7 separate regions of the Homo sapiens genome follow, and regions 2, 3, 4, 5, 6 and 7 are each linked to region 1. A link is a contact called in ENCODE Hi-C or POLR2A ChIA-PET data. All regions are on one chromosome and are shown on one strand. Each heading gives the region's core, a stretch centred on a gene start or an enhancer-like site at or near the end of the contact. The rest is flanking DNA. Distances are from core to core; before and after follow the strand shown. Region 1 holds the start of MIRLET7A1HG (miRlet-7a-1/let-7f-1/let-7d cluster host gene). Region 2 holds the start of IARS1 (isoleucyl-tRNA synthetase 1). Region 3 holds the start of NOL8 (nucleolar protein 8). Region 4 holds the start of PTCH1 (patched 1). Region 5 holds the start of ZNF484 (zinc finger protein 484). Region 6 overlaps FGD3 (FYVE, RhoGEF and PH domain containing 3). Region 7 overlaps FGD3 (FYVE, RhoGEF and PH domain containing 3).

Region 1 (2,695 bases), core at 104-2,603:
TCTGCCCTTGAAGAGTTCCACATCCCCTGCAGCATAACCACACTCTTCCCCTGAACTGTACTCGATCTAGCTCTGGGGCCTGCTCTCTCCTTTCTCAATATATCTTCTAACCTCAAGAAGTCCTCCCCAAATCCTACCCATGGCTTAAGCTCAAGTTTCCCCCCCTCTAGTTTCTTGTTCACTTTAGCTCACAAAATAAAGTCCCCATTAAAAACAAAACGAAACAAACTCCTTTGGCACTTATTGCATACACTAATATGAGTGCTAAAAGGGGAGCTGATACCACCACCTAAGATCATAAATGTAAACGTACAGCATGTCAAGTACTATTTCCCATAGTTCTATTACAGACAAGGACCCACTTTTTTAAAAGTGTTGCACAAAGTCACAATGAATTACAAAAAGCAGAGCTACAGCCCAGGTCTTGCGGTTCCCAGCCATAAAATCTTAAAACTGGCAGAGACCTCAAACGACACCTTAACTAGTGATTTCAGAGTCCTAGCATGTGAAAGTTGTAATGGGGATGGAGGAACTGGGCTTTGGATTAATTTTAAAACAACAAAATCAAGGATTGCTTTGAAAAACATTTGAAGACAAAAATCTTCAAAACATGGGTTGGAAAAGATAACAAAAAAAAGCTCAGGGAGGCTGAGGTGGGAGGATCTCTAGAGTCCGGATGTCGAGGCTACAGTGAGCCGTGACCCACGCCACTGCACTCCAGCCCTGGAGAAAGAGCGAGAGACCGTGTCTCGAAAAAACAAACAACAAAAAAACCCTCAGACCCCAAAACGTCAAGGAATAAAAGTAAAAGGTTGGGCGGACACAACTCCTCCATTTGACAGATGAGCAAACTGAGGCACAGAACTCCAGGAGGCCTGGCCAAGGCCTCCTGGAGGGAACAGGGTCAGTTGACGGAAAAGAGCCAGAGGCTGCACGCTGGACAGCGTTCGGACCTTCCGGGTCGCGCACGTGTAAATTGCCCCCAGGAGCCTGAGGGAGCAAAGCAGCCGCCCCGCCCCGCGGGCAGCGCGTTCAGCGGCCACGTGACACAGCCAGCCCATCACGCGCAAAGGGCAGGGCCTGGAGGACACCACCCCCGCCACTCTCTCAGCCCTCCACTAGGAAAGAAGGAGATGGTATTGGTGGGCGGGCCAGACCCGCCTCCCCCACGGTGGCCACCCCGCGCGAGGCGGGCCCAGCCGCCGCCCTCCAGTGAGGGGACGGACGAGCTCAGCTAGGCCAAGGCGAAAGAGCGACGCGCACTTCAATCAGACGGCTTCACCAATGGGCTTGCGCGCTTTCCGCGGCGCCCGCCCCTGCATCGGCCTCCCGGCGACCGCGCTGCTTTCCCTCAGGCCGCCGCGGCGGCGCCCGCCCGCGCCTCCATCCGGGTCCTGGCGCGGTGCTCTCCCGGCAGCGACGGGCGCGAGGGCCGGGGCATTCCCACGGCCGCGACGGCCCTCTCCGCGAGCGCGAGGTGGGTATGGCGGACGCGGCAGCGAGCGCGGGTCCGTCGCCATTTTATTTCGCGGAGACTCGCGGCAGCGGGTGGGCAGAATGGGAGAGCCGTGCGCCGGCCCGCGCCTGTCCGGCTAACGCGGGCTGGGACTGGTGGGGCGGCCTGCCCCCTCCAGCGGGCGGGTGGCCCCGGGGGGCCGGCGGGCTGCTAGCGGAAGTCGCGGGCGCTCGGGGCACGGGGGAGGGGTGCCGCGTGGCCGCCGCGGGGCCGGCTCCAACCCCCTCCGCTTCCCGCCCAGCTCCTCACCGACAGGGCGGGGGAGGGGGGGTCATTCTTCACATTCCTTACCCCGCCCTTCCCCCCGCTTCAATCAAACTTGGGGCGGGCGGAAGGCCCGCCTTCCGGCCGGCGCCTGTTGGCCGGCGCCGCCTCTGACTGTGGCGTGACTGGTTGTAGGCGCCGCCAGGTGCCTCTGACGTCACTTCCGCTATCAAGTTTGTGGGCCGGGGAGACCTTGGCCTTGGGGGTTGGGATGAAGGAGGGAAGGTAGGAAGTGCGAGGGGCGGGGGGACAGGGCGGGAAGGCGCGGGCGGGGAGGGCGGGAGAGTCGTGGCTGGCTGCATGCCCCTGCTCCCCGCGGCCAAGTGCAGCCTCCCTTCCTGAAGCAGCTGCTGCGGCTGGAGGTCCGCTGCGGCAGCCGTCCTTGGCGAGGGGGAGGGGAACGCGGGAGCGGGAGGAAATCGTATCCCGGGGGACGGGGCTTGGAGATTTGCGACTCGGTGTCACCGGAAACAGCGCTGGCCTTTTGAGTCGACGCTGCAAACTCTTGGAACCGAGTGCCTCTCAGAAGGCTTGCTAATAAACTTCCCGGGCGGGCTCTAGTGTGAGGAATGTGGTAACCTGTATGTCCTTGGCCAGTAATGCCCTTCGGTCTTTCAACTTTTTACAGTAGATTCTGTGTCAGAGGTAATGGTATGTATTCTTCAACTTACCGGTTTTTAAAAAATTGACTAACGAGAGGGCGGGCAGACAGGAAAAAGGCAGGGAAGACAGTGAATGTTAAAATTTTGAGGTAAATCAGGAGACTGGTTGAGTTTTGCTTTTTAACTTCATTGATAATACTGCTTTCTTGGCATACAGTTCCTAAAGTTAAAGCATCATGTGGCATTCCTTTGCATTTATTTCTGTTGGCCTGAAGTATAAGAACATTGAATGTCAAATTCCAAATTTATGTGT
Region 2 (2,695 bases), core at 1-2,500, 1.9 Mb before region 1:
CTATTCAGGAAGAATCATGTACCAGCGACCGGGCTATGGCAGCTGCTGAGGAGAAGCAGCCTCCATGCATAAATCACAGGATTGCTATGGCCCATCGAATCCACTGGAGAGCTGTCCATGCACAACAGCATCCAGCAACCACAGGGCAGGGACAGAGCAGGTTAACCTTGCACAACAACCTTGTTGTGCAGAGGGATGCCATCCCCTTTGCTTCCCTCTTATTATAATCCAGGCCCTTGACTCTTCGCTGCTCCACAACTCCTTCAGGTCACCTTAACCTCAACTTCCCGTTCAGCAATTTCGAGACCACCCTCCCTGATATTAACTACATATTATTCACATTACTTCATATTATTTTGCCTCAATATATTTTAGAAACGCACACTAAAACCATGTTTTGTTTAAAATTTCATAATTCCTTCCAGAATTGCTTCCCTTTTAAACTACTGTATTAGTGGTTCCAATATTCTTCCCATTACTTAGGCATGACATTTTTGAGTCACCCCTGACACTACTCAGAAGATACACACAACCAATTAATCATCAAGTCATGTGGATCCTACCTATAAGCCTATTTCTGTTCCCCCTTTTCATTCTCCTCTAAATCCATTTCTGTTTCTCCTTTTATTCTCAGGTCTTCATAATCTATTAAGTCAAATGTAACCTGAAAGTGGGACCGTCTCAAACGTTTCCTCAATTTAGTTATATCCTATTAACATAGACTCCACAGGTATACTCATGCAAATGTACAAAATGTGTATACAATGACATTCACCGAATAATTGTTTCTCCAGGCAAATAACTGAAAACAATCTAAATATTCATGGTGACTGAAGTAAATTACGGTACATCAATAAAATAAGTATCTCGCAGCCATTGAAGGTAATAAATTAAGACATATAAAAATACGTATTGCCTATACATAAAGTCACAGCTATATCAATTTATACTATGTATATCATTTTAAAAAGATTTTACTCATTTCAAACACTACCTCATTCAAAAAGGCGACCATAAATTCCTGAGGCTGGAAACGAACGAACGGCAAGCCCCGAAGAAACACGCTCTTTTAAAAATTAAATCTTGTGCTACTGTTTCGGGGTTGTAACGCGTGCGTGACCCTCGTCTTTGAGGGCCGGATCCTGCAGGGAAGAGAGGGCGTACCTGAGGGGCCTCGCGTGCCTGGACAGCCCCGCGGGCCAGCAAGCCTAAAAGCAACTCATCCGGCGTCCACGCTGCAACCGGGCGCACGGAGGTGATGCAACGCGCTGAAAATGCGGGATCCAGTGAAGGAGACAGGCTCCGCACCGGCCAATCAGTGCGCGCTGCCTGACACCTGCCAACAAGCCAGGCGCCGATTGGTCGCGCCGGACATGATTGCGCCCACTGGCTCGGATGGTGCGACAGTGGTGCTTGCTGGTTTTGCGCCTCCACGTGGAAAACGAACCAGCGCTGAGGGCGGCGCTGTGCGTGCTGCTTGTATCCGTTGCAGTAGTGTAGACCGAGGTCTCACTCGGGTTGTGGGCACCTCCGGGTAGGTGACGGCCCACTGGGAAGGGGCGCCGAGGTCGGGGCTCATGTTCTTCATCTTGTTTGCTTTTGTCAGTATTTATCTGACTGGACACTTCGTACCTAAATTGATAACGACAAACAGCAACTTCCGGAGAGGTGGCTTTAATAATTATACTTTTGGGCCCTGAGCCGCCGACCCCAAAGCCGCTTCTCCTATCATAAATGGCTACGTGAAACGATAATAACAAAAGGGAAGGAAGGGTCTGACAACCAGATTTAAAAGTTTTATTGTATTTTACTTAAAATGTTTCCGGTAATGAAAACATTGCACAAACGATTTTTTTTTCTTTTTTTGAGAAGCGGTCTCATTCTGTCGCCCAGGCTGGAGTGCAGTGGCACGGTCATGGCTCACTGCAGCCTCAACCTCCCCGGATCAGATGATCCTCGCACCTCATCCCTGGCCAAGTAGCTGGGACTACAGGCTAGCGCCACCACGCCCGGCTAATTTTTGTATTTTCTGTAGCAACGGGGTCTTGCTATGTTGCCTAGGCTGCTGTCAAACTCGTGGGCTCAAGCGATCTGCTTGCCTTAGCCTCCTTAACTGTTGGGATTACAGGCATGAGCCACTGCACCCGGCCTGCATACTTATTATCATTGCTATGAGTCGGCTTGGTACCTTACTGATCTGCTGGTTAAAATCTGGAGCCTTGCAAAGGGCAGTAGGCCTCGGGCTTTGGCCCCAGAGCCTCTAAAGGAAATTCTGGATCTTGCCAAATTGGGAGTAGTTCCGTAGCTGCCTATTGTATCCGTTAGAGGGATATAAAAAATTTATCTGGCCTAGAATAGGTAGAATGCAGTTTCTTATTAAGTTTAGGAACATTTTGATAGTCTGTTCAGCATATATTTAACTTTACTTACCGTCTTGGCCCTGTGTGAAGGATTAAAGTGGTTTCATGTCCTCCATCATGGGTAACTCAGTGTTCTGACTATACTCACATAACGTACATAATTTAATAGCTGCAAATCTTGTTAATTAACTGAAAGTATTTGGAATGTGTTTGAAGTTTTCACATTCCTCACGTTGCCACCTTGTTCAGTTCATTTTTGTCACCTATCCAGAGAGCCCAGATAGAGCCAGACAGAGGGCTCCTGGACAAAGGTGAGGTAGGCCAAGTCTAATTAT
Region 3 (2,695 bases), core at 128-2,627, 1.8 Mb before region 1:
AACCTGAGTTATGTCTGCCTATAACTGCCCAGTGAAGGACCATAAATTACCTTGGTCATCTTTCCGTGTGATGATCTCCACATCCGAAACTTCTCCAAATCTGCTGAACTGATTTTGTAGGTCTGCCTCAGAAATGTCCTGGCTAAGGCCACCCACATAAAGGCGCTTCGTTTCTCTGTTCACTTTCATGAAGGCTGGGCATATACTTGGGTGTGTTTCAGTGGGAAAAGTAATTTTCTGTATACAGAGAAGAGTTCTTTCCCTTAGTTCTTCTAAAATCTAACAAAACAACTACTTCCTCTGAACCTTCTGTATCAAATCCGTCTCCTGGATCTGTATTTCACTTCCTATTGTATTACTTCCAAATTTTAGTCTTCGAGGTTTTGCCCAAGCCCTACATCCACATCTTTCATGAATGCACTTTGGAACAGCAACCCCATACCCATATAGACACAGGTACAGACAGAGTTTTTTTCCTCCAAATGGCCATAATATTACACTCTATCCCTCTTAATTTTATGTATTCATGTTTTTAGATGTTTTTCCTTGACTCACTCATACATTCATTTACTGTCTTTAACAAAGTCTGACAGAAACAGGATGTAACGCACTAAAAGATAAAAAGAGCTAGCCTACCTCTTCCTAATTGTCTCCACCCCCAACCTACCCACCCCAGCCTTCTTCCTCCTAGAAGACCCAAAGAAGTGAATAGAGAGGCTAGGAGCTCCTTATAGTCACAAAAGAATAAAACAAATGGCACAATATTATGTCACAATAAAAGTGCTGCAAAGTGGGGTTCAGACACAAAGATCAAGGGATATAGCGAATACAGACTTGTGTTTTTGCTATGTGCCTGCATTGTACAAAGTAGTTTGCATGTTTCCCATTTTTCAGGAGAGCAGAAGAGGTTAAGTCACTTCCTCAATGCCATACCGAAAATTAGTGAATCCAGGATTATAATGCAGGTCTACCTTCAGAACTTGGAATTCTTAACACTATACTATGAAGGTTGCTGTATCACAGGGGACTCAGGAAAACTTTTCCAGAGGTACTAGGGCCCATCATAGTATCTCTCATTTCGTTTAGCACCCGGCAGGCGCTCAGCTCTCGCCCTTCCCTTCCCCAAGAGCTGACAGACTCTTTCCAGAAGAGACTCCCAACCAGCGTCCACCACATGGCGTGTATTCTGGGCAGAACTTCGGCCTACCTCTTCCCGATAGTCTCCGCCCCCAGCCTACCCACGGCAGCCTTCTTTCTCTGAGAAGACCCAAAGAAGTGAAGAGAGACTAGGAAACGGCCCTGTGACTTCTCATGCCCGAAACCCACTCCTCACCACGTCGTTCACCTAAAGCCAGCGCCGCTGCAGCCCCTAACTTCTGGTCACGTGTCCCAACGGAGCATCCTCTCTTCCTTCCTACTCGATTTCCAACCCAGCCTCCTAAGGTTCCGTTACCACAATTCAGTTCCCAAGAGCTTTTAATTTCCTTTTCCGTCCTCCCACCTTCCCTGACGCCTCCGTCACCTCCCCCTCAACGACTGCAAAAGAGCCTAAACCAAAATCCCCTAGTTTCTATTGAACACTATCGCTGTGTGTACCAATTCCTGGACTAGGTCGGCGTAAGAGAGGAAGTAGGTGAAAAAAATAAAGAGGCGCTCCCCTCCACGTGATCCCAGCCCTGCCTCTTTAGTGAGGCACGCGGCCGGGCGGCTCCAAGGCTGCCGGCTAGGGTGAGCAGCGGAGCGCTTGGGCTTGGAGTAGCAAAGAACGCGCTCTCCAGAGAAAGTATAGCCACTGCTTAGACAGCCAGGGAAACGTGTGCGGGGAAGTGGAGGACTCAGGCTCTCGTGCGAGAGCGGAGTTGGACGTGCAGGGCCGCTGGGGTCACGCGGAGCTCTCCCGCCTCCCCTCCGCGTGAGCTCTGGGATGGTCCGCGCCGGGAGCGCGCGCGAGGCTTGAAGCGCGGGTGAAGCGCGCAGGTCGGAGTGACAGCTGCGCTGCCGGCCCGGCTGCGGTCAGCAACGCGCCATGGACGCAGAGCTGGCAGAGGTGCGCGCCTTGCAAGCTGAGATCGCGGCCCTGCGGCGAGCGTGTGAGGACCCACCGGCGCCCTGGGAAGAGAAGTCCCGAGTCCAGTACGTGACCACCCCAAGTCCCCCAGGGCCCGCTGGCCAGGGTTCCCGGGCCAGGCGGGTGAATCTCCACAGACATCCTCGGTCTCCTACTCCCAGCCCTAGAAAGTGGGCATGAACTGGCATTGATCCTGTCATGACGATGGCCTAGAGTTGGGAGCAGCGCGTACGGCGCCCAGCTGTAAACGCATTGCAGGGTATTAACTCGTTTAATCGCAGTCGTCTGTGTGGATGACTGACAAGGAGGAAGTCTTGACTATATCCCTAGCTAGATAATTCCGCCTCCAGTATGCAGAAGTATCTCTAGTTGGGATTTAATAACTCCGTTTGGTTTCATGGCATTTGTTTTGGTAGGTCAGCTAACCATCTCAACTGATAATGACTTTGTGTTTACGATGACATAAAAATTCCTTTGAAAAATAACTTCGGTAAAAAACTAAGTTGATAAAAGAAAAGTAGTTAATATAGACTGCAGGAGAATTTGACATTCCTCTGAGGTAGGTGCTACTGTTAGCCCTGTTTTATAGTTGAAGAAACTGAGGCTCAGAGAAGTTAGGTAGCTTGT
Region 4 (2,695 bases), core at 74-2,573, 1.3 Mb after region 1:
CTGCGGACCTCAGACAGCCCTTTCCTCCCAGGACCAGAGGGAGGGTTTGAATTTTTCAATCCCCATTTGTCTGCTGCTTTTCCTGGAGAGGTGTGAGTGAGTGTGTGTGTGTGTGTGAGAGAGAGAGGAAGAGAGTGTGTGTGTTTGTGTGTGGCGGGGGCGATCCCAAAGAGTTAGAGGAGGGAAGAGAAAGTGGGAGGAGAGAGTCTGAAATGCACCTTGGAAATCTGCTCCAGAGCGAAGGCGGCGTCGCAGTAGCTGGGCCGGTGCAGATAGTCCCGGTCCGGCGCGGCAGCACGGCGCAGCCCCCCCGTCCGTCTGCGCCTCCCGCCTCCAGCCGGCCGTCCCGGGGCACCGATACAGCCGCTGCCGCCGCCGCCGCGGTCCTGGGGCTCGGCGGCGTTACCAGCCGAGGCCATGTTGCCGCCGCCGCCGCCGCCGCCGCGGGGACGGAGGCTTCCCGGGCGGCCCGGCGCGCTGCTGCCGCTGCTGCGGGCTCCTGGCGCGCCTGGGCGCTCGGCTTGCGAGGACGCTGCTGGCCGCAGGCTGCTCGGGCTCGGGCTCCGGTTGACAGACCAGCCGCTGCTGCTGCTCACACGGCGGGCGCTGCTGCCGCTGCGGCCGCGGCCGCTGCCGGGGAGTCAGACCCTGCGCCTTCCATTGCCACATTGCGCGGGGGTCCCGAGGTCTCTGCGGCCGCCGCTGCCCACATCCAGTTCGCGGAAGAGCGAGAGCCGGCGCGCCGAGCGAGCCTGTCCTTCGGGCGCTTCCGCGGCACTCCTTGCGGTCCCCAACTCCCCCTACCCGCCCCCCGCCCCGCGCCGCGACCCCTTCACTGCAGAAAGAGCCAGCGAATCCCCGCTGCTCCCGCCGGCCGCGCTGGCTCTCTCGGCGCCTCCCGGGTCGCCCGAGCGGCCGCGGAGGGCAAGCGCAGAGCCGCCGCCGCCGCGGGGTCCGAGGGTGCCCGGCGGGTCTCAGCGCTGCCGGGCCCGGGCAGCCGCAGCTGCCGCTGCTCCCGCGGTGGCTGCTGCTGGCGGTGGCGGCTCCAGGAGCTGCTGCTCGGGCTGCTCGGGCTCTGGCTGCTGGGTTCGCGGTGGCTGCTCGGTCCCGGACTCTGCTTTCTTGTGCTCCTCGGCAACCCGCTGGACCATTCTGTCCCCGTGCAGCGCGCCTCTCTCGCTCCCGGGACCTGGGGACTCCGCTCTGTGTGTGTGCAGCGGGCAGCGGCCGCAGCAGCTCCTTGATTCAATAGATGAGATGGAAGAAGAAAAAAAAGAACTCTCTCCATTTGGAGAAAGAAGAGGAGGAGGGGAGGGGAGGGGGTGGAGGGGGAGAGAGCGAGCGAAAGAGAAAAAGGCTGGAGCTCCCGCCCCCGGGGCTGTCAGATGGCTTGGGTTTCTGCGACGCGATTGGCTCGCGGAGGGCAGAAATTACTCAGCAAACATGACTATTATTAGCTGCTTAGCAACAGCTCACCAAAGTAGAGAGACCACCCAGGTAGGCAACCCAGTGTGTGCATCCTCGGCTTCGGGGCAGCCTCTGAGAGCGCCAACCTTCTCGCATGCAATACTTCCATTAAGGAATGCTCCCCCTCCTTTCTCTCTTATTCCTTTTCTTTTCAACAGTGTCTTCTTTTTGTGGGATGCCTTTGCGCGCACACACGCGCGCGCACGCACACACACGAACATTTGCCTCGCGGTAGACACGGGGGGAAATGTAATATTTTTTTAAGCGCTTAAACAATTTCTGAAATTCCTCAAAGAAAAGCCTTTCAGAGGCACCTTGGCCTCAAGCTGCAGCAAATACTGGGAGGTCCGGCTCGCATTCCCAGGCCTGCACCAATAATGACAGCGTGCTGGATAGTGCGCCAGTGTGTGCCAGATTTTTTTTTCCTCTTCTCTTTTCTTTTATAACTAAAGGGAAGACTTAGGCTCTTGCAGGGAACAACGCCTCGCATTAAGATAAACAGAATGGAAAGTTAAAGAGGAAAGCAAGGACGTTGGGAAAAGCCATCTTTCTTAAAATCCGTCTGCCCCCCAGCCGCTTTCTCCCCCCAACTTAAAAAAAAAAAAAACACAGTCTTGGTTTGAAGGAGTCAGTGTTCTATAAACGTGGAATCCAGACACCGAAGCAGTCTTGTAGAGGCAGAGGCGTTTTTATTTGAATCTCGAATGTGACATAAGTAAAAGAGAAACAACAGAATCTTTTTTTACAACTTAGAGAAACGGAATTGTTTCCTTGAGAGAGTAAAGTTTTCCTGATTATTTTGGGTTCATTTGTACACCCCTTTTTATTAACCAGATGTTTATATAGTCAGTATTTTTTTTTACAAAACTCGGTATGCATGTTATATTTAATAATAGTATGACGTAGGAGATTATAAATGCCCCGATGCTGGATTCATTGAAAACAAACTGTGCGCGGATCGCGAGGATTCGTCCCGACACCGCGTCCAGTGTCACCAAGGCATCCCGGGGATTCGCTTCCCGCGGAGGGGGAAAACACGCGACCCTTTGAGGTGGATTCTGGAGCCAGACACGTCTACACAACTAGGCTTTTTATTTAAAAAAATTTTTGTTTTCGGAAAGTGGAATGTGTTTTTCTTACGTTTCCAAGTTATTACGTTCCTCCCTGCGGTAGGAACCCGACCCGCAAACCCTTGATTTGCTTCACTTTATTTTTTTTTTTAAACGGG
Region 5 (2,695 bases), core at 56-2,555, 1.3 Mb before region 1:
TCAGATGCACAAATAAAATTAGCAAAAAAGCACATATAACTGCAAAATGAACTATTAAAAGTGATTTTTATTGTATCTCCTCCAGAATATGAAACAAGTAGATCAAAATTAGGAAAGATAAAGATTTGAAAAATACCAACAAGCAAGACTTAATTAAAGAGAATTTTGGTCCATACAACAAAATATAATTTTTCTTTTATATCTGTTGAACAAAGTTCATTGAGTAACTTGGCTTCAAGGAAAATCTTGATAAATTGTTAAAAGTTGAGACTTGATAGTCTGCATTTTCTGACAATACAATAAAATAAAAAACAGCTAAAACATACTTTAATAATTTGGGAATGAATAAACTCTCCTAAATAACTAAGATTCAAAGGGAAACATCAAAATGAACTTATGCATTTCATAAAGATGTACTTAAAGAAACTTTACAACCCTAAATGTATCCCGCATAAAACTTAAGAAAATAAGGGAAAGAACAACAAATTACATCAAAAAGTGGGAAAAAGAGAAAGTACCTAAAAAGAAAAAGAGAAAAAAATTAATATTAAAAGAGTAGGGAGTATTTTATTGGACATTTCAAAATGTCCAATGAAACAGATAAACCTTTCAGACGCTTGATTCTTTTTAAATAGAGAAAGAATGAATGATATATAAATATAATAACCGTAATGATAAAGGAGCTACTAGTCTGGATATGAAAGAGAACAAAATGGAAATGGAAACATGCAATTCTATGTAATATATTCTTTAAATCTTTAGCAAAATATATCATTATAATGAAACAGAAACGAAAATATAAACAGATCGGTACGTATAAAAGAGAGGAAACTAATTAAGATGTGCATCATTCACACTCCTCAGATCCCTCCTTAGTTCCCATAGTCATCCTCCCCCACAACCCCACAGTCCGCCCTCACTCCGCCCTCAGATCCACCACCAGACAGAGACCCCCAGTCCGTCCTCACTCCGCCTGCAGATCCACCACCAGAGACCCCTCAGTGCCCCCTCACTCCTCCCTCAGATCCACCATCAGAGATCGCTCCGACTTCCACTATTCCATCCACTGACCGACCCCATCACTGACCGGAAGGCTCAGGACAGACATCAGAGATTCTTCTTGCTCAGTCCACAGATGCTGCCATCCCTCTACTCACCTGCCCCTCACCCACGTCCTCTCAGGACAGTGGTCATTTGCCTCGGGAGGTGACTATAGTCGCAAGAACCAGAACAGGACCCACTTCCTTTTTCTCAATGCCTCCCAGGCCTAGAGGTACTTCTTACAGCGCTGCCTGGGTTTGCGCATGCTCAGCAGTCTTCATGGCCTGAAGGTTGCCAGTAATCAACATGGCGCTTTGCCAAACACGCTCCCGTTTCAGCGGCTTAGGCTGGGCGCCAGTATGGCGGCGCCCATGTAGACACTCTGGCCTGTGGGCGGCCATGTTGAGGTCATGTAGAGACTGAGAGGCTGAGGGTTGTCCAAAGGAAAGGAAGCAAGCAGAGGTGTGTCCCATCATACTAAGCCAGGACACAATCAAAGCCTATCACCTCAGGTTACAGTCTTTCTCCAATGCTTCTGTGGACACAACAACACTGTTAATCAACAGGAACTAATCAGCATTTATGTAACACCGCAAACGCAGCCGAATACACATTTTATTCGTGTCGATGGGACATTTAGCAAGATATGAAGTAACCTGGGTCATAAAACAAATCTCAGCAAATTTGAAACAACTGAAATCATACAGTTTGTTCTCTGAACACAATAGAATTAAACTAGAAATCAATAACAGGAAGATAAAAGGAAAATCTCCAAACACGTGAAAACACATGCTAAATAATCCATTGTTCAGAGAGAAAGTCTCAAATTTTTAAAATACATTGAAATGAATGAAAGTGAAAGTGAATGAATTTTTAAAATACATTGAAATGAATGACAGTGAAACACAACATATCAAAATTTGTGGGATGTGGCTAAATCAGTGGTGAGAGAAAAATGTATATACCACTAAGGGCTTACATTAGAAAAGAAAAAAATTTCAAAGCAATAACCAAGCTCCCTCACATACTAGAAAAAGAAGAGCAAAATAAACCGAAGGCAAGTGAAAGAAAGGAAATAATAAGGATAAGAAGATGACTCAATAAAATGTAAAAAGAAAAATAGAGAAAAACCGATTAAACAAAAGCTGGTTCTGTAAATGTTAATAAAATTGACAAATCTGTAGAGGAGACACAAAATATCAATATCCAGAATGAAACAGGAGATACCACTGTAGACCATGACGAAATCAAAAGAATAAAGAGAATACTACAAACAACTCTACAAACATAAATTTCACAACATAGATGAAATGCACTAATTCTTGAAAAAGCACAAATTCTCTCTTACATGAAATAGTTATGTTGAATAGCCCTAGAACTGAAGTCATAATTTGAAATATCTGAAAAAGAAATCTTAAGGCCTGGATAGCTAGATCAGAGAATTCTAACAAACATTTAAAGGTTAACACGAATTATATCCAGTCTCTTCCAGAATAAAAAAAGAATAGAAAGAAGACAATAGAAAGATATTCCAACTCATGAGGCCAGTGTTACTCTGATATCAGAGCTAAAGACAGAAGAAGAAGAAATCAGTATTCTTCATGAATATAGATGGAAAAATTCTCAACCAAATAATAGCAAAAATAATTCAACA
Region 6 (2,695 bases), core at 55-2,554, 1.2 Mb before region 1:
CTCCTTCTGTTTAAGGCTGAACATGATTCTGTTCTATGGAGAGGCCACCTTTTCTTTATCCAGGTTTCTAGGGATGGACACTTGAGGGGCTTCCACCCTTTGGCTGTTGTAGGGAATGCTGCTATGTATGTGGGTGTACAAGTACCTGTTTAAGACCCTGCTTTCAAACCTTTTGGGAGAAACATTCTTGACTAGATGGACTCACATGGGAAACTGGTGTTGGTTTAAATGTGGCTGCCCTAAGAAAAGCTGCCGCATCCTTGGGAGAGGTAGATACCCCCCGCCCACCAGCCCCCGATTCCAGGCTGTCCAGCCTCTTCTCCCAGTCCACAGTCACAGCGTCATGCCAGGGCTATGGGTCATGAAGACTCATACAGTCTTAAACAGTAGAAGTAACTTGTTAAGGTGGCGGTGTGAGCCATATTTGTGAGTGTCTGCTCATGGCATGACTACAAACGGGGAGGTGCTGCGTTGATCTGCCTCCTCTTCTCCCTGCTCAGCTTGCCCTCACTTCCTGCCCTCTCCGAGGCCCCTCTGACCCCCATCCCAATTCAGGAGCATGTAGCACCTCACTGAGTTCTCAGCAGAGATGATGGAGACCCCTCCTCCATCCACTCCCACAGCAGACAGGGCATTTCCCAGGCTGAGACCCCAAGGTAATTACTCTGGGCTTCCAGGCACCGCTAGGTCACAAGGTGGCTTTAATTTTTGTTTTCTTTTCTTTTTTCTTTCTTTCTTTTTTTTTTTTTTGACACGGAGTCTCACTCTGTGGCCCAGGCTGGAGTGCAGTGGTGTGATCTCCTCACTGCAACCTCCGCCTCATGGGTACAAGCAATTCTCCTGTCTCAGCCTCCAGAATAGCTGGGACTACAGATGCAAGCCATCACGCCTGGCTAATTTTTGTATTTTTAGTAGAGATGGGGTTTCACCATATTCATCAGGCTGGTCTCGAACTCCTGACCTCAGGTGGAGGTCTGCCAAAGTGCCTTAGCCTCCCAAAGTGCTGGGATTGCAGGTGTAAGCCACTGCGCCCAGCCTGGTGGCTTTAATTGACTGCCATTGGGCATTACATCTGGGCATGGCCAGGGTGCCCTGGGCCTTGCTCACTGTGGGTGGCCTCAGTGGGTTTGGGACCTCAAGGCACCAAAGTTAAGCCAGTGAGAAGCCATATGGGGACCAGCGGATATAGGCAGTTCACATGGTTTATTGTATCACCTAGAGGCACTTACAGTATTGCCTGGATTCTCTATCACAGGGTAACCCACAAGGGAGATCTTGTCGTCATCATCCCTCATGATTCTGGGCCACCCGGGTGCAGCGGGCGGCTCTTGCCCACAGGGCTGGGACCCATTGCATAAGGCTTCCCCCAAAGGCTTCAGGCCTGGCTGCCACCTGCTGTCGGCGGGGATGCCCCCGCATGCCTCTCTGAGTGGCTAAGCCTCCCTCACAGTGAGGTGCTGGCTTCCAAGTGTGAGAGCCCAGAGCTGTCTTCCCTCCTGACCTGGCCTCCCACATGCTGCCCTCTCTAGTTACAGCGAGTCTCTTAGGGGCTCTGTATTTAGGGGAGGGATGTCAGAGTCCGCTTTTAGATTGAAGTGGCATCAAAGAATATACGGGCAGTTTAAAAACCACCACTAACGCGTTTGTTGCTCCCCCTACATAACATGCCATTGTTATGGAGCCTCCTGTGTGCCGGGGGCCACTGGGCCACTCCAGCGACAGGACAAGGGAGGTCCCTGCCTACTAGGTTCCAGGCAGCACAGTGGACAGGTGCCGTGGTGGGTTTCTTTCAGATGGGGGGGGACTCCCGCACGGCCTCCCGGGAAGGGACATCTGGTGGCAGATAGAGCTGGGTGGTAGGCAGACTGGTGGCCCATCTGTGGGACCAGCCCTGCCTATCTGGGGGACCGCTGCACTGTGGAGGGACACGGGGCGGGGGCCAGAGCACTTCATCCCCCTGCTCACTGGCTGCTGTGATGGAGACACATGAACAGTTCTAGGACACCCTGGATTCTGGGGCATTCTAAATTTCTTCAGGTTTGTGGATTTCCTCGTGCTACAAGGTGGCAGCCCTGAGTGTCTGGGACCTGTTCCCTGGCTGAGTCCACAGTGGGCACGGCTCATCTGGGTCAGCAGCTCCAGCCTTGCTCACCTCAGGCGGCTCAGGGCTTCTTAAAGGGAAAGCTGAGGTGGCTGCATACAGAGAACTGACCTCGGCTTCCTCAATGCCCCTGTGGAAACATAGGCATAGCCCTGGGCGGACCAGAGTGACCCAAGCCCGGGGGCTTCCAGCACCTGTGTCCCAGGGCCAGCCTCTCTGAGCCTCGGCGTCCTCATATGAAGGACAGAAACGTCCCCTGCGAATGTGAGAAAGGGCTCAGCACTGACCCTGGGCATGGGTGTGCATGGGTGTACTTGCCTTATATGTGTGTATGCATTGTCAACCTAAAATAATCAAGAGAATCAGAATATAGTCTAAAGAGAGTTTATTCAAGCACAAGGTTGAGGACTGCAGCCAGGGAGACACTTCCAAGTTGCCTCAAGGAATGTCTGGAGAACAAAAGAGAGGCTCAAGTGTTTAAAGAAAAGAAAGGATGAATCAGGAGAGGGGGTGGTGACCATTGTTCATCAGGAACTCTCATTGGTTCACAGAAATAACACTGGCTAGTGATTGGCCAGCCACTGTTGAACTACA
Region 7 (2,695 bases), core at 118-2,617, 1.1 Mb before region 1:
CCTGCCCTTGGGCTCCTGTGCCAAGCAGGACAGGTGCTGGGGGGACCTGCAGGTGGGCCAATGAACGGGGACCACAAACCAGGCCACACAGCTGGAAGTGCCCGGCCAGAATTTGCACAGAGGCACTGGTGTCAGTTTGTTGGGGCTGCCAGAACAAAATACTACCTGAGGCTGAAGTCTGAGATCAAGGTGTGGGTAGGGTTGGTTTATCCTGAGGCCTCACCTTGGCTTGGAGATGTCAGTTTCCTCCTTGTTTCCACACATGGTCTTCCCTCTGTGTCTCTGTGTCCTCATCTCTTCTTATAAAGACACCAGTAAGATTGAATCAGGGCCCAACCTGAGACCTCATTTTAACTTAATGTCTCTTTAAAGGCCCTGTCTCCAAATATAGTCACATTCAGAGTTACTGGGAATTATATTTTCAACATACGAATTTGGGGGGACATAGTTCAGCCCATCACAGCCTCCAATGCTTATGCCCAATCTGAGCCACCCCTTTCTTGCTTCTTCACCCCCAACCAGTTCAGTTCATCTTTTTCTTTCTTTCTTTTTTTTTTTTTTTTTTTTTTGAGTTGGGATCTTGCTGTGCTCTCCAGGCTGGAGTGCAATGGTGTGATCACAACTCACTGTAGCCTTGACCTCCCAGGCTCAAGCGATCCTCCTACCTAAGCCCCCCAAATATCTGGGACTACAGGCACGTGCCACCACATCAGCTAATTTTTTGGATTTTTGTTGAGACGGGGTCTCACTATGTCGCCCAGATTGGTCTCGAACTTCTGGCCTCAAGCAACCCTCCCGCCTCAGCCTCCCAAAGTGCTGGAATTACATGTGCGAGCCACTGCGCCTGGGCCTCCTTCTCCTTAAACCTGAAGAGTTTATGTTAAACTTTTTTTAAGCGTATGTTGTTTAGCATTTTCCTAAGGCAGTTTTGGACCCATACAAGTGGGGATAACCGCAATGAGTATCCCTCCCCAGCTCCAGAAACCTCAGCCTGGTGCTGTTCTTATGGCCCCTCAGCCCCTAGCCCCGACACACACACACACACACACGCACACACACACACACACACCCCAATTTTCTGTAATATTTTAAAGCATATCCCAGACCTCTTTTTATTCTGCTCAGCTACAGTAATGGTAAGCTTATTTTAGGTAGTTTTCTTTTAAACAGGAAAAAAAAAAAAAAAGAAAGAAAAACACCTGCAGGCTTCAGTTTCCCTGACTGGAGAGGTTGAGATAAACATTTCTAGTGGCAGTTCCAGCTCTGACATCCTGGGGAACTCGATACATATCTTTGCCTTTTCCTAAAGTCTTCTTAACAGTGGTTTCGGCACCCATAACAAAGTGTCTCAAGGGAGGCACCTCCTCCCCAGAGAGGAAATGCTGGGTGTGGACCAAGCTTCAAAAGCCCAGGAAGTTATTTCATCAAATGATGGGGCCTTTCCAGGGGTTGCAGGCTATTGTAACAGGAAACGGTAATTAGCAACTTGCCAAACGCAGTCGGGGTTTTATGTACTGTGATGAGGCTTACGACCCAGGGACCAGTCACCCATCCCATTTTACAGGTGAGGAAACTGAGGCTCAGAAAGGAGAGGTGAGTCATCCAGGGTTGCAGGGCTGACAGGAGGCAGGAGACTGGGGTCTCTCCACCTGGCACTGTTCATAATCAGACAGGGAAACCAAGGCTGGACTGGGCAGCCCCAGGCTACACCTGCTCCAGCCTCCACACCACCCTCCTCTGTAGGCAGTTCAGGCACAGGAGACAGAGGAGGGTACAGCCCCTGACCCTGGCCTCAGCTCTTCATGGCTTCCTCACATGTCCTCACAGTTTTTTTTTTTTTTTTTTTTTTTTTTTTTTTTTTTTTTTTTTGAGACAGAATCTCGCTCTATAGCCCAGGCTGGGGTGCAATGGCGGGATCTCAGTTCACTGCATCACTGCAACCAACCTCCGCCTCCTGGGTTGAAGCAATTCTCCTGCCTCAGCCTCCCGAGTAGCTGGGATTACAGGCACCCACTACCACTACCATGCCCGGCTATTTTTTGTATATTTTTTAGTAGAGGTGGAGTTTCACCATGTTGGCCAGGCTGGTCTCAAACTCCTGACCTCAAGTGATCTGCCCACCTCAGCCTCCCAAAGTGCTGGGATTACAGGCATGAGCCACTGCGTCCAGCCTCCCCCTAAAATGTTGCCATGCTTGTCTGCACACTCAGGCATGTGGGTGCACACCTATATTCATCCATGTGGCGTGCCTGGAGGGTGTGGCCCGCGGTGCCCAGTATAGAGCAGGCGCATGGCCACACGGCTCCAGTTGCAGACAGGGATGCCCCCGTCCCCAGGGCTGCAGGCCATGGCTGTGCTGCCCACTGCCCACCCTAGTAAGTGCTGTGTTCCTCCAGCTGTGGCTCCTTTCAATAGTTTCTCAGATGCACCAGATAAAGTCATTGGCCAAGTTGTTCCAAACATGAAGATCTTGATCCACTTAAAATCTTTACTCGGTGCCATGGGCACAGGCAGCCGCTGGGAGGTGAGGGAGGGAAGAGAGACGTGGCTGACTTGGCTCTTCACTTCATTCCCTTCTGCATGTTCCACTTTTTGCCTTGAGCCTGTGTGGCTTTTACAGTCACGAGAGCTGCCACTCCACTGCCGTGTGGGGTAGGGTGCACACATGATTCAGAAGCTGATGGCATCTATTTGC

What was found. Hi-C counts contacts between places; a loop is a spot of excess contacts on that map. ChIA-PET counts read pairs that join two places held with the same protein, here RNA polymerase II (POLR2A). Pooled maps may share reads with other maps.
Region 2: a map of CD4-positive, alpha-beta T cell shows a loop between it and region 1 (6-fold over the local background). The contact joins the promoter of IARS1 here to the promoter of MIRLET7A1HG in region 1. A Hi-C loop is called at or near these places in 1 of 168 maps with a recorded cell type or tissue (CD4-positive, alpha-beta T cell), 1 of 37 single-sample maps with no recorded cell type and 11 of 50 pooled maps.
Region 3: a map of CD8-positive, alpha-beta T cell shows a loop between it and region 1 (5-fold over the local background). The contact joins the promoter of NOL8 here to the promoter of MIRLET7A1HG in region 1. A Hi-C loop is called at or near these places in 3 of 168 maps with a recorded cell type or tissue (CD8-positive, alpha-beta T cell and naive thymus-derived CD4-positive, alpha-beta T cell), 1 of 37 single-sample maps with no recorded cell type and 9 of 50 pooled maps. POLR2A ChIA-PET finds 5 or more read pairs at or near these places in 2 of 52 experiments (CD4-positive, alpha-beta memory T cell and T-cell).
Region 4: a loop to region 1 is called in a map of PC-9, with 38 times the contacts of the local background. The contact joins the promoter of PTCH1 here to the promoter of MIRLET7A1HG in region 1. A Hi-C loop is called at or near these places in 2 of 168 maps with a recorded cell type or tissue (PC-9 and left cardiac atrium), 12 of 37 single-sample maps with no recorded cell type and 17 of 50 pooled maps.
Region 5: a loop to region 1 is called in a map of CD4-positive, alpha-beta T cell, with 27 times the contacts of the local background. The contact joins the promoter of ZNF484 here to the promoter of MIRLET7A1HG in region 1. A Hi-C loop is called at or near these places in 3 of 168 maps with a recorded cell type or tissue (CD4-positive, alpha-beta T cell, CD8-positive, alpha-beta T cell and naive thymus-derived CD4-positive, alpha-beta T cell), 2 of 37 single-sample maps with no recorded cell type and 16 of 50 pooled maps.
Region 6: a pooled map shows a loop between it and region 1 (7-fold over the local background). The contact joins the enhancer-like site here to the promoter of MIRLET7A1HG in region 1. A Hi-C loop is called at or near these places in 1 of 168 maps with a recorded cell type or tissue (natural killer cell), 3 of 37 single-sample maps with no recorded cell type and 12 of 50 pooled maps. POLR2A ChIA-PET finds 5 or more read pairs at or near these places in 1 of 52 experiments (activated CD4-positive, alpha-beta T cell).
Region 7: a pooled map shows a loop between it and region 1 (4-fold over the local background). The contact joins the enhancer-like site here to the promoter of MIRLET7A1HG in region 1. A Hi-C loop is called at or near these places in 2 of 50 pooled maps. POLR2A ChIA-PET finds 5 or more read pairs at or near these places in 2 of 52 experiments (B cell and activated CD8-positive, alpha-beta memory T cell).

Annotation. Positions count from the first base shown.
Region 1 is chr9:94,164,905-94,167,599 of GRCh38, forward strand. MIRLET7A1HG (miRlet-7a-1/let-7f-1/let-7d cluster host gene) reads left to right here and starts at 1,354. Exons shown (of 5, transcript NR_170278.1): 1 at 1,354-1,477. RefSeq lists an enhancer at 719-1,283 and silencers at 979-1,778, 2,009-2,078.
Region 2 is chr9:92,292,447-92,295,141 of GRCh38, forward strand. IARS1 (isoleucyl-tRNA synthetase 1) reads right to left here and starts at 1,251. Exons shown (of 34, transcript NM_002161.6): 1 at 1,165-1,251. It overlaps MIR3651 (microRNA 3651), which reads right to left and starts at 101; the gene lies at 12-101. It overlaps SNORA84 (small nucleolar RNA, H/ACA box 84), which reads right to left and starts at 147; the gene lies at 15-147. RefSeq lists an enhancer at 1,633-1,682.
Region 3 is chr9:92,323,973-92,326,667 of GRCh38, forward strand. NOL8 (nucleolar protein 8) reads right to left here and starts at 1,378. Exons shown (of 17, transcript NM_017948.6): 1 at 1,334-1,378; 2 at 51-237. The coding sequence starts at 189. CENPP (centromere protein P) reads left to right here and starts at 1,981. Exons shown (of 8, transcript NM_001012267.3): 1 at 1,981-2,133. The coding sequence starts at 2,027. RefSeq lists enhancers at 660-1,548, 1,327-1,446, 1,477-1,586.
Region 4 is chr9:95,507,943-95,510,637 of GRCh38, forward strand. PTCH1 (patched 1) reads right to left here and starts at 1,324. Exons shown (of 24, transcript NM_000264.5): 1 at 219-1,324. The coding sequence starts at 419. RefSeq lists a silencer at 260-579 and an enhancer at 1,224-1,773.
Region 5 is chr9:92,876,733-92,879,427 of GRCh38, forward strand. It overlaps ZNF484 (zinc finger protein 484), which reads right to left and starts at 1,306. Exons shown (of 5, transcript NM_031486.4): 1 at 1,158-1,306. RefSeq lists enhancers at 1,061-1,596, 1,110-1,549.
Region 6 is chr9:92,967,872-92,970,566 of GRCh38, forward strand. All of the region lies in intron 1 of FGD3 (FYVE, RhoGEF and PH domain containing 3), which reads left to right. Among named protein-coding and RNA genes, the nearest start is that of FGD3, 22 kb to the left of the region's middle. RefSeq lists an enhancer at 2,334-2,695. Within about 2 kb of position 1,305, at least 8 of the 41 ENCODE cell types and tissues checked have a DNase peak (open chromatin) inside an H3K27ac peak, as active enhancers do; they include natural killer cell, where a contact is called at or near this core.
Region 7 is chr9:93,027,169-93,029,863 of GRCh38, forward strand. The region is part of intron 14 of FGD3 (FYVE, RhoGEF and PH domain containing 3); the gene reads left to right. Among named protein-coding and RNA genes, the nearest start is that of SUSD3, 30 kb to the right of the region's middle. RefSeq lists enhancers at 1,857-2,358, 2,359-2,695. Within about 2 kb of position 1,368, at least 9 of the 41 ENCODE cell types and tissues checked have a DNase peak (open chromatin) inside an H3K27ac peak, as active enhancers do; they include B cell, where a contact is called at or near this core.